2 separate regions of the Homo sapiens genome follow, and region 1 is linked to region 2. Evidence: chromatin contacts called from ENCODE Hi-C data. All regions are on one chromosome and are shown on one strand. Each heading gives the region's core, a stretch centred on a gene start or an enhancer-like site at or near the end of the contact. The rest is flanking DNA. Distances are from core to core; before and after follow the strand shown.

Region 1 (6,485 bases), core at 3,301-5,800, 370 kb before region 2:
CTGGGCACAACTTAGCTGGGTTCTCTGATTCATAGTCTCTCACAGAGCTACAATCAAGGAGTCAACTAGGGCCAGGGTCTCATCTGAAGGTTACTTGGGGAAGAATCTGCTTTTTAGCTCACATATGTAGTGTTGGCAGGATTTGATTCCTTTTGGCCTATTGGATGGAGAATCTCAATTTCTAGCTAGCTATTGACTGCTGGCTGCTCTCACATCCTTGCCACATGGGCTTCCCCAACATGGCAACTTCCTTCATGAAGCCATCAGGGAGGATCAGATATCAAGACAGAAGTCACACTCTCTTGTAATGTGATCCCAGAATTAGCATCCCCTCAAGATTGACATGTGCTACTCATTAAAAGCAAGTTACTCAATGGGTGGAGATTACACAGGCAATGAATACCAGGAGATGGGGACTGTTATAGGCCATCTTGGAAACTATGTAGTGCAATACTTAAATAGAATAGGAAACATAAATACTCAAACGCACCCATTCAAGTTTGCTCAACATTTTTTCTTTATTACATAAGGTGTTTAAAAACAGGAGAAACAGAGGAAAACCTCGTAATCTTTACTGCCCCCTGGTATTGGGAAGATAAGAATCACAGTTATCCTAGAGGTACCCTCACATGAAAAAGAAAATAGAGAGGAAAGGGTGTGGGAAGGAACAAGGCTTTACTGAGCGCTGCTCACAGGCCAGGCACTAGAGAGGCACCAGCTCTCTACAGGGCTCGGAGAAGGTGCCCCTGTGGACTTGAGTGTGCAAAGCATCAATGTGATGTAAGATAAAGGAGATACTTCATTGCATTGTTAGAAAAGTAAGCTTTTGGCTTGAAAACAGCAGAGTCCAAGACACCTTCCCATCCTCAAGGGATAGAAACCCTCTACCTTCTTAAACCTAGAGCAGTAAGCTCCACCTAAAAAGGCATGTGTCTCATAAAATTTCATGATTGAAAAGGTCACATGTGCTCACCTTCCTACAATGTTATCCTCAACAAATGAGCCTTGTGAAAATACAAAATTCACCCAGTCCACAGTGGCTCACACCTGTAATCCCAGCACTTTGGGAGGCCGAGGCGGTGGCTCATGAGGTCAAGAGATTGAGACCATCGTGGCCAACATGGTGAAACCCTGTCTTTACTAAAAATACAAAAATTGGCTGGGTGTGGTGGTGCATGCCTGTAATCCCAGCTACTCGGGAGGCTGAGGCAGAAGAATTGCTTGAACCAGGGAGTCAGAGGTTGCAGTGAGCTGAGATCGCGCCACTGCACTCCAGCCTGGTGACAGAGTGAGACTCCCTCTCAAACAAACAAAAAAAAGAAAATACAAAACTCAGAGGAGTTCTTATATTTGCACTTTGTCTGGCTATGTCTCTTATTTAAATGACTAGCAGGCCGGGCGTGGTGGCTCACGCATGTAATCCTAGCACTTTGGGAGGCCGAGGCAGGTGGATTGCCTGAGCTCAGGAGTTCAAGCTCCTGGGCAACACGGAGAAACACCGTCTCTACTAAAATACAAAAAAAATTAGCCAGGCATGGCGGTGAGCACCTGTAATTCCAGCTACTAGGGAGGCTGAAACAGGAGACTTGCTAGAACCCGGGAGGCAGAGGTCGCAGTGAGCCGAGATCGCACCACTGCGCTCCAGCCTGGGCGACAGAATGAGACTCTGTCTCAAAAAAATAAATAAATAAACGAAATAAAATAACATAACGCTCTGCCCCCATATGCTACTTCTTTGAAATTCATGGTTTAAAAACTAGACACTCCATTTCATTTGCTACTTTCAAGTGTCCTAGTATGTTTGCCATGAATTAGGCAGGGGTGGGGGGAATTTGAATGGACAGGACAAGCCATATCCACAGTAGAAAGTTGAAACCAGCTACACTGCCTCTGTTTTTCTAAGAGGAAAGTGTAAAAGAAACATTTGTTTCTCCCCCTTCTCTCCAACTCCAAGGCAAGCTATTAAGAGTTCTATGGGACATACTAACAGGGAATAAAGCATCGCGGCTTTGACTTTGCCACTGAACTACTAGTGTCAGGTTGCCAGCTGAGCATCTTATCCAAGTGTGAGATGAGAAAGCCTTCCACTGATTTCCCTTCCTCTACCAGATTCTCCAAGGACGAAAATCTTTACTCTGTGCAAAGCAAATTTTGATTTTCCTTTTCACCACAACAATTATTACCAAATGCAAGGATCAGTAGCTAAGAAGCCTGAAGTGAAAGCAATTTCCCATGACTTGTTTTAGTGGTACTGAATGGAACCTAAACCTGTTATTGGTAATATTCCCATCAAGTGTCGTATGTACTTTCCTCCCTCCCAATTTCTTTTCTTTCTCCTCGCCCAATGTCCCTCCATCCTTCTCTCCTGACAATCTTTGAGACAAAAGACCCCTCTCCTCAAAGAGCAATGATGGCTTGTGAAGGCTGCCATCCAGAGTAATGCAGAGAAGTTGATGTGCTCTTTAAGCTCTAGAGTCAAGTCCAGGCATCCATATTTTTTGTTTCTTAGGTAATGATTCTACAGTGAGGCCAGAATCAAGAGCTTCTTCCATGTTTGGCCCAATTCTCTACTGTATTTGGTGCCTGTATTTGAAAAATTAGAAAGCTTTTGATTGAGAAATAGAAAGCAGAAGAACTTACAAAGCATGTCAGAAAGACAACACCAGTGTGTCTATAACACCAAATGAACCTGCTTATCCTTAGTAAGGTGGGTTCAGTTAAAATTGAGGATCGCAAACTTAATGCACATTGGAATCACCTCATGAACGGTTTTAAATCCTGATGTCCTGCCATACCCCACACCATGTAGGTCAGAACCTTAGGGAGCAGGACCCATGGTGTTCTCCCGAGAAGGCTCCCAGACTTGTTCCTCTTCCACTGAGTCAGTTTCCTTTCACCAGATGACCAGATGTCCAGGCAATTGCCAAGTGCGGCAAGGTTGAGAACTACCAATTTAGGATCATTTCCTTTTGCCATCTAGCCAAGCAAGACATTTTGAATCAAATCCTTTAATATGCAATAGACCAGGACTTAAGGGAGTACAAAAGAGGGCCATTTAGTTCAAGGTGGTGGGTAGGGGAGAGGATAGGGAGAATGGGAGTAAACGAGCAGCTTCCTAATGACAATTCCTAAATGGAATGTTCAAGGTGGCCATGAGCAGAGGGTATCCCAGGTACAGGGAACAGCTTGAAGGAGCCAAGAGGTGTGAAAGTCCATGACACATGAAGCCCTTCTCTGTGCTGTAACACCCAAGAGAACAGAAATGGGGCTGAAAGTAAACCCCCAATTAGGAAGTGATGGCTGTATCCAAGGGCTGGGCTTTTTCCACCAGAAAGGGGCATGCTGAACATGCAAGGGAGTGCTTGGAGCAATTCTGCATTTTAAAGAGGGGACTCTGGCAACATCTTGACTGAATTTGAGGGTCATAAAGCCTAACTAAAAGGAATCTAAGAGAGAAATTACTAGGACCAAACTAAGCCTATGGCAACAGGAAGAGAGTAGAGAAGGATAATTGGAGATCTTAGGGTGTGTGATTTGGTGACTTATCCAGCGTGTCCTGACTTTCTGGGTTAAGCAGCAAGGCAAATGAATAGCGGTGTGTGAACTGAAGAAGGGCATATCTGAGAGGCTCTGATCCCAGGAAAAATGAAGTCTGTCTGTGCACCTTCTTGGAAGAGCATCCTAATTATCATAGTTATAACATGTGAAGGGTTTTCAGAGGCATTCCAGGGCCTGGGACTCAGCTACTGTTGGCAGGACTTAGCTGAGTGCCTCCTCAAGCCATGACTCTAAAACTGGACAGCCATTTTGGGTGCCTGCTGGAATTCTTGATTCTATTTTAGGATGATCACTCTCATTTCATCCAGAACTCAGATGAGCCCAAGAAAAACTCATCCTTCAGTGCTTGCTGGAATATAGCTTTACATCCCATTCTCAACCTCAGAGTTCCAGGACCAGGGCCCCTGCAGTTCCAGTCAAAAGGGAGGGCTTGGACTCATTATGATCCCCAGCCCAGGGGACAAGCAGGAGGCCTAACAGGCTCTGCATCACAGATGGGTCCATATTAATTCTATGGCAGTAGGTGGCTCTGACAAAGGAGAAGGAAAATGGGGAGGTTAAGGACCCTACACCTAAACCTTTAGATCATTCTCCAAAGCCTGGATCTCTGGAGGTGAGCTGCATTAAGCTGACTTGAACTGAATCAGACCATACCAGGCCAGTCAGTAATACTGCATCACCTGGAGGGCCTCACCCAACACTCTCCTCTGGGAAAACGATGAGAATGGTGATGTAAAATGCTAGAAAGTGAATTAACTGCTCCCCAAACTTCATGCTATTTTAACATTCTGTGGTCATGTTGTTTTTTGTTTTTTGGTAAACTCTGACAAATGCTTAGAATTTTGTCAAAACAGACTGAACTGCAATCATGCTGCGTTACACTGACATTATTCACACTTGCTAATGATTAACTCTCTTTGACACTGTAGCGTTGTAGAAGGCACAGTTGAACAAACAGCTTCAGGGGGGCCAGAAATGAGTTACACGAGACTGAGCCAACTGACTTGGAGGAGCTCCAGTGCTATTTGCCTAGTTTAGACTTGTCCTAAGGGGCATTTCCATTTGGGGACCTGAAGTCCTGGAATTCCTTCCTCTTCCTGGTTCAACAAAACTCTAATTTATTGACCTGCAGGGCACAGTCTAAGACATCTGTTAAGTTTGGCATTTCCTTGACCTGTACAGAGAATTCTGTTGAGTAAAAATGGTTTGCCTTTTTCATTCCAGTTTTTGTAGTGTGTATGCATCCCGACTCTGATCTAAAGGAAGTACCTTCGTATAAGCCCAAGAAACAAAAGGGTTTTGCTTCTTTTGCATCAAAGCTGCTCCTTTTGGAGCATCACCTCAATGCAGTCTTCTCTTTTCAGTGTGACAAAACTTTGGATAAATATCCAAGAATCCTTCCTTTACTACACAAGGAGAAAAGGAGAAAGTGTATTGAACAGCATTTTTTGTGCTTGGCATGAAGAAAATCAGTCCTGCAAGAATGTGAGAAAATTTTGGTATATAAGCCAAACAATTGCTTCATGAGCACTGCCTAACAGCTCATGTTCACCTTGGAAGAAAAAGGTAATGAAACATAAACAAGCTTTGGAACTAAGGAGAAGGAGCAGAAATGCTTACAAAGCTCCCACCCTGCACAGGCGCCAGACACAGCTACTGACAGCCCAGGCAATACTTGGCAGGTGTCGGAGATGGAGGAGAGAGGCTAAAGGTGATTCATTCTCAACTCCAAATGAGAGGTCCCCTGGGTAACACTTAATATTGCTTCATCTCTGATTTCCTATCAGCTGCCTTTGCCATAATGGGAGATGTCCATGGGAATTAAACTGAAAAGAGGCCTGGGGTTAAATCTCTATAGTGCTTCTGTCAGCTAAGGAGAGAGAGATGGGAAACTTGCACAAGGGCTGGTGGGCTCCCCACCCCTCCTTTTTACCAGGAACAGGCTCCCCTAACTTAAAAAAAAAAAAAAACAAAAAAGCTTTTATCCCAAAATCAGATATTTATTTTTTAGCATATCCAGATCAAAAGGGGAAATAATTCCAATTTGTTTATAGAAAATGTAGACATGCCCAGGGGTTATGATAAATTGAGATCTAGACTTCATGTGGGATTTGAGGCTGCCCAGCTTACAATAATGCTAGACTGTTTGCAGTGTCTTTAATGCAATGTCCTCAGACCTTTCAAAGCCAGTATAATTGAAAATCGTAGGCAGGGGAAGATTAAGCTGTTTGATCAAGGATAGGAAGAGATACTTTTTCATTGAAGTTTAAGAGGAGCCAGGAAGTTGGGGGGAAAAGGCAAAAAGTAGACTTTTGTCTATGCATAAGAATTTCAGTAGTGAACACATAACACTATTTATGTAAACTTAATAATCTAAAATGTGAAATATTGCTTAATGTTTGATGAAAAAAAGGAAGCTATTTTCTTATTTTTCTATACTTAAGTATTGAAAGAAAGCAAAATATATATTCTTAAAACATGTGATTATACATTTTTGGCATGTTTCTAAAGTACACGATAGAGTCCATTGAGGAAGAAGAAAGAGAACCTGTTTATGGTTCCCATTAAATTAACTAACAATAATCAGAAGTATTACACTTGGTAGAAGGTCAAAGATACTGCCCCAGTGAGTCATTTTCTTTCAGATTTCCAGCAGTGGCAATGAAATACATTGACTTGCCGTACTAATTTTTTCTATAAACAGCTACAAAGACTGGGGTGCAATCTACAGTTAGAGAGAACAGCTAAGTGGTGCTTGCCCAGATCTGAACCATCAGATTGGTTTTCATGGGCATCCTTAACTATACCAGAGTCATCCAGCAAAACAGAGCAGGACATTCCCTCTGTCTCATGTCGTTTTGCTAATTGAATGCAGACTAGTGTCAGGTCCTTCTTAAATTTATCCTAAACCCTGTAGCCATTTGCAG
Region 2 (6,565 bases), core at 3,184-5,683:
CATGTCCCCTCACTTGGTACCAGAAACGGCATATGGTGATATGAAGCAGAGAATTAGCAACCCCAGGCACAATCTATCCCCATTTGTCTTGTTTTGACAACACTGGAACTCAGCCGACCAAAGTCACCACAGTGGCCTGTCACGTACAGAGGGTGACTGTCATAGTTAGCTAAGCAACTTCTGATTCCAGCCCAGAAAACCTACCACTTTGGGACAGGTTCAATATAGAATGAAATAGTCATTCTTGTATTTTCTTATGCCTCTTCCTTTCTCCTGCATCTCAATGCATGCTGTATTAGGGAAGGACACCTCACCTGCTACAATTTGGCAAATGAGGCAGGTAGTAACAAATAGGGCCTTAACTTGCTTTAATTTAATGCACAGATAGGCAGATGCCTAATTCTGTGCAAAGTGTATTTCATAACTGATTTTCAGAAGACAAAGATGAATCTGAGTCTGTAAGAGTCCCATGAGATGGATAGGTAAGAGTTAATAAAGTTTCTAACTGTAAACAATGCTCTTTCATGTTGGTGATTATTTTCCAGAAATTGAAATTTCAGGACAGTGCAACAATGCTTTGTGTCTTCTTTGGCAGTAAATAGCAAGGATCTGGATGGAAGAGTGGAGTGGTCACTTCAGAAGGGCCAGGTATAGAGCTCGAGAATACTTCATCTCCCGTTCCTGTTCCATACAAAATATCAAGTCCCTGAGGCAGATTCTCGTGATTCTTGGACGATGCAACTGTTTGGTGGCTGTCAGGCTGGATGTCCCAGAAGCAAGAAGGTTGTCTTTTAAGCCCTAAAAATAATAAAAGGAAAAGCAATTTGAAATAAAAATCTTTCATAAAGGGAAAGCCTGTCAATTCTAGCATGTCAGAGCCCACTACCCTCTGGTCACTGGGTTAGGTACTGGAGATAATGTAATGATGAAGACCTAACCCTGTCCTCCAGCAGCCAATCTCAAATGGCCATTAAACCTATCACCTGACCTCATTCATTCTTTCCTGCTCACCTGCAGCATGGCAATAGCCTCTGAACTGGTTTCTCCATTTCCAGGCTCTACTTTGCTCCATTCTTTCCAGTGCATTGCAGGCCAGACTTTCCCTCTTTAAAGGTCTTACACAAATCTTTTGAGAGTGAAAGACTTGTTTATCACTTTGATTGTGGTGATGATTTCAAAGCTGTATGCATACATAAAAATCTATCAAATGTAGACTTTAAATGTATGCAGTCTTTTGTATGTCAATAATAAAAAATAACAATGAAGGCCTTTCACGGTTCAGATCCCACCAGGCCATGGTTCCAAAATCTTCAATGGTTCCCATTGCTCAGAGCAGGTTCTTGAGAACCACGCTGAGCACTTTTCATATATTATCTCTTTTCTATCATACAAAATTGCAGCCAGTTATATAAGCGCTGTCCCCATTTATCAAATGAGGAAACTGAGCTTAGATAGGTTAAGCAATCTGTTCAAGGTCACACAGCAAAGTTGAGCTGTGACTCAGTTTCTAATTTGACCTAAAGTAAGCTCTGGTTGGGCACAGTAGCTCACGTCTGTAATCCCAGCACTTTGGGAGGCCGAGGTGGGTGGATCACCTGAGGTCAGGAGTTTGAGACCAGCCTGGCCAACATGGTGAAACCCCGTCTCTACTAAAAATAAAAAAATTAGCTGGGTGTGGTGGCGCATGCCTGTAATCCCAGCTACCAGGGAGGCTAAGGCAGGAGAATTGAACCCAGGAGGCGGAGGTTGCAGTGAGCTGAGATCGCGCCACTGCATTCCTGCCTGGGCAACAGAGCAAGACTCTGTCTCAAAAAAATGAAAATAATAAAAATAAAAATAAAAATAAAGTAAGCACTCTTAACCACTGTGCTATATTATCCACCATATCACGTATAAACCCATCACTCTGGCTTCCTTCGCTCTAACCTCACTTCCCATTGCTCCTTTACAAGACATCTTAACTGCAGCCACATGGCTCCTCTGCCAATAGGCAGAGATTAGCAAAGAGGCCATTCTAGGCCAATCTACTCATCTTTTAAGACCCATTTCAAATGGGTCTACCTGTCCTTCATCCAAGGAAATCTCACTGTGGCAATTACCTTACGTTGTACTATAGTAATTTGTATATGCTCCCGCCACCACTACATACCCACTAGACCATAAGCTTTCTGAGGACAAGGACTATGGTTTCTGTCTCCTCTAGAGCTTAGCAGAGTTCACAGAACAACACAGGTTATCCGCAATATTTTCTAAACTGAATGTACTGGTTTAAAACAGAACAACATGAATTCTAAATGTCATTTTAAAATGATGAAAACACAACACTCCTGTAATTAAGACAGTTTTCTGAATATGTTTACCAATATGAATTACCAATATGTCTATATACTATTACTTTTAATTGGAAGAAAAGAAAAACACAGAACTCTCAAAAGATAATTTTGTAAAAATGAAATCCTTTAATTCTTTTTACCTTTGTTTCAAAACAAAATCCTTTGTTTCACAAAACGTCTCGATAGGACTGGCAACTCTCTTTTATCCACCCGAAAGACATACATAAGGAAAGATAACATAGGAAGAAAATCTGGTTCTGTTACTGTCCTTTTATAACAATTAAATTTTAATTACTCCTTCCACCTTTTTGGGTTTCTTGTTCTGATGGAGGGGAAGGAAATCTCTTAAGGTCTCCAAAACACCATGGTCAAAATCAGTCAAACTTAATTCCATGCATGTTCACAGCATGACTTAGGGGTACTTTATCTGACGGACAAATAAAACTTCTTTAAGAGATACTACCCAGTTTTTGAGGGACATGATGTCGCAGTCATATTTTTATACTCATTAAGTTAAACTTGTTCATAAGTATCCATGGAAACAATTTTGGAAAGTCCACGTTCTAAAAGAGGGAAAAAAATTGGTCTCAGCTGCCCAATTGTTCGGCTACTTATCCCAGAGCCCATCTACAGTATAGAGCCAGTCTCTCGCCACTTCTGCAGGGTTCTTGGTAATGAATGCAATTTGTACAAGTGTAAGCCTCTGGTACTTCAGCTAAGCCTGGCAGTGAAGCACTAGCATGCCACTCTGCTAGCATCAACACTCAGAGATGGTGTAACTCAGATGTAACTTTAACTATTGTAAATTATTACCATCAAAATATCTTCATAAGATTTTTGCGGAATGGGACCAAAAGCTCAGTTTTGTTTGGAAAATTGAATAAAAAGTACATATTAGGAAGAAAGTTACTAAAACATGTAATTGGCAGTGAGTGGAAATTTTGTTGTTTACAGGAGTAACCCATTTAAAACTACAACATATTTAGGCCAAGGCAAGCAAATCGCTTGAGGTCAGGAGTTCGAGACCAGCCTGGCTAACATGGTGAAACCCCACCTCTAACAAAAAATAAATAAAAATGAGCCAGGCATGGTGGTGTGCGTCTGTAAGCTCACTTACTCGGGAGACTGAGGTGGAAGAACTGCTTGAACTTGGGAGGCAGAGGTTGAAGTGAGCCAAGATCATGCCACTGCACTCCAGCCTGGGTGACAGAGTGAGACTCTGTCTTAAAAAACAAAAAACAACTACAATACATTTAACTAGAGGCAATTTCTTTAGCCATAAATTAGATACATTATGCTAAAACTGTATCTATATGTTTATAAATCTTCTAAGAGTTTTCCTAAAATCAGTACTTTGGTGTTTTATATGAGATTTTAAAATAACTGGCTAGACAGACACAATGTCTTGGCAATTCCACATCTATGTAAACACCCAGAAATATGCCATGGGTTCATCAAAAGATATGTATAAGGATGACTACTATTCACAAGAGCCCTAAGCTAGAAACAATCCGAGTGAGTACATTAAGAGTACAATAAATTGTGGAATAGTCATACCATGGAATAATACACAGCAATAACGACTGGGTAACATGAAAGAGTATCACAAAAATGTTCAATGAAAGGAACCAGACACAAAGGAATTCATACTGTATGATTCAATTTCTACCAAGTCCCAGAACAGGCAAAGCTAAAAAAAAGTCAGGAGAGTGAGTTCCCATGGGGGAGATGAGAAGTGATTAGAAAGAGACTGAAGTTTTCTGGAGTTCTGGTGATGTTTCCTTCTTGATCTAACTACTGCCTACATGAATGTGTTCATGCTGTGAAAACTGTGGTGAGCTTATGACTTGTGTACTTTCTATATTGATGCTATATTTCAATAAAAAAAATTAAATTGCTACCCCAAAAACCTTGCCTCAGGAGGAAATTAACATGGAAGCAAAGAGAGGGGGGAAAGGAAAGACAATAAGGCAAAATTGTCAAACAGAAAAAAAAAATAAAGAGACCTAATCATCTGAGTAAGGAACAAAGGGGTCACAGTTCATGTTTGTCATGTGACAAGCCTGAAGGATTCAGGGGAAAGAGCCATATTACAGCTGCCAGCACAGAGTTGAAAAGAAGGTCATTCCAACAGGATGCAGCAGAGAGCCTGAGGCAATGTTATAAATGAAAAAAACCCCAAGGGACATTCAGTAACCCAACAGAAATGTCTTTCATAATTCACAACTTTATGAAGGTGATAGCATTCTCTTCCCCCAAATAGCAGCTAACTTAGAAAGTCAATCTTTCTTGAATCTGAATACAAAATATATAGCATTTTTATTCCTGAGCTTTGATTTGGCAAAGTCCACAACTGTAACTTGTCAATCACAATGACCTGGCCAGAATAACCAGCTACTCTCAGTTATCCACAGTCAAGGGGGTAGAGAGTGCACAGGTAACTTACAGCCATAAAAACCAAACCTGCTTTTTCACCATCAGTTTTAATTTTCCTCTGCCTCACCAAGTCCTTTCCCCAGAGTTGACTAGGACTGATTTCTGGTCACATTAGAAATCACAAAGAATACTAATGTGGTTAAGGGCCCAGAGTTTGCAAGAAGAAGAAGAAGAAGAAGAAAAAAAAAAAAAAACGCTGTTTATTCTTCTCACTGTTAGTGTACTGTTCACTTCGGAAATAGAAGGTTTTCCCATGTAACTTTCTACATGAGGATATTCCTTAATCTGGATTCTTCACCTGGATGAAAATGAAAGATGAAACGACCAATTCATTTCCCAGGTGCACAAAAGATGTCCTAGGAAGCCTACTCAAACCTAAATGTTAACATCTTCTAAAATTGCCAGATCAATTATGTTAGCCTTCATAATTGTTACTCATTAATGTTACCCAGCCCACTAACAACTTATCTCACCTAATTTGTTTTGTTATACCACTGAACTAAGTTTCTTGTTTTTATAATGAAACTTCTGAGGAACTCTATTGCTCTAACAAGAAAAAATGGAAAATCATCAGTTATCAATTTTAGATAAATAACACCATTTTAATAATGATACTAAATAACCAAAAATAACTAGTAATCCAATTTTTATCCCTCAACTTAATACAGCAGTGTTGTGAAATAAAACCTTTAAAGATTTTTCTACTTCTTTTTCCACATTTCCTTAAATTGGATGACTGCTCTAAGTCAGAAGCAGAAAGGACATCTTTATGAACCCAGTGGCTTCGGGAATCCTGTTGGGGTTTGCAGTGACTCCATACGGGCCTCTCCTCCCAAGAGCCACCATCCACGGTAATGTAGCTTCATGCTAGTCTACGTTCTGATTCCATTCAAAATTCTCTGGGTTACTGGGTACCTACTATGGGCAAGAACTGTGCTAGGCGGCATAAGATATACAGAACTGAATGGTGGCAAACACTCGTTGTCTCCTCCATAGGCAATCTCAAATTACTTAATTTCTCTGTGCCTCAGTTTCCGAATCTGCAAAATAGGGATAGTAACACTAATTATCTCAAATGGCTGGTTTGAAGATTAAATGACAATGGCATACGCTCTCTAAATGTTGGCCCTATTCTCATAATGAATTCCCTAGTCAGTAGGAAGGCACTGAAGGTTTACAAACAGGAAACAGTGTAATTCTAGCTCCAGACCTTTTTTCCCATCCCGTAGTTAAAACTAGTTAAACTTTTCCTACCTAGGTCCTATTATCTCAAGTCTTCACTAAATCACTGGTTACTGAACTCAAGAGAAATCATTTGTGCTGCCATACTTACCTTGTCCCTCTCAGTGAAATTTCTGAATTTTAAGGGAGCCTTGAATGCCTAAAGCTCCAAAGTAGACTGATGGCCATTTCAGACATGTGACGGGTGGACAGTAAGTTTTTCTTACACCCCTCAAATTAAATAGTGGAGGAGCCTGCTGCTGTACAGAATCAACTAAGCTTTTCAATATTGTCTCTAGAAACTAAAAGTCAATCTCTTTCATTCAATTCCCTGAATCCTACGACTAATAAAAGCAAAATTTGTGTCCCTGAATCTGAACAGTTAACCAAACACAAAAACTGAGAATTTCTTAATAGAGGAATCAAGAGGCAAAGATTCATGACATTCTCAGATTCTACCTGATTTACACTAAGTCCCAACCTCATGCCACCATGGCAGCTCTTAAGGGATAGCTCAAGTCTTTTCAGCTTTAAGGAGGAAACAAGGTCCAAATGTGAGAAATAGGGAGTAGAAT

The links. A loop is a pair of places that touch in the nucleus more often than their neighbours do. Pooled maps may share reads with other maps.
Region 1: a loop to region 2 is called in a map with no recorded cell type, with 2.2 times the contacts of the local background. The contact joins two enhancer-like sites. A Hi-C loop is called at or near these places in 4 of 37 single-sample maps with no recorded cell type and 3 of 50 pooled maps.

Annotation. Positions count from the first base shown.
Region 1 is chr18:26,755,561-26,762,045 of GRCh38, reverse strand. No RefSeq gene overlaps it. Among named protein-coding and RNA genes, the nearest start is that of PCAT18, 55 kb to the right of the region's middle. Within about 2 kb of position 4,550, at least 4 of the 41 ENCODE cell types and tissues checked have a DNase peak (open chromatin) inside an H3K27ac peak, as active enhancers do.
Region 2 is chr18:26,384,078-26,390,642 of GRCh38, reverse strand. It overlaps TAF4B (TATA-box binding protein associated factor 4b), which reads right to left. Exons shown (of 15, transcript NM_005640.3): 15 at 1-798. The coding sequence ends at 631. Among named protein-coding and RNA genes, the nearest start is that of LINC01543, 36 kb to the left of the region's middle. Within about 2 kb of position 4,433, at least 2 of the 41 ENCODE cell types and tissues checked have a DNase peak (open chromatin) inside an H3K27ac peak, as active enhancers do.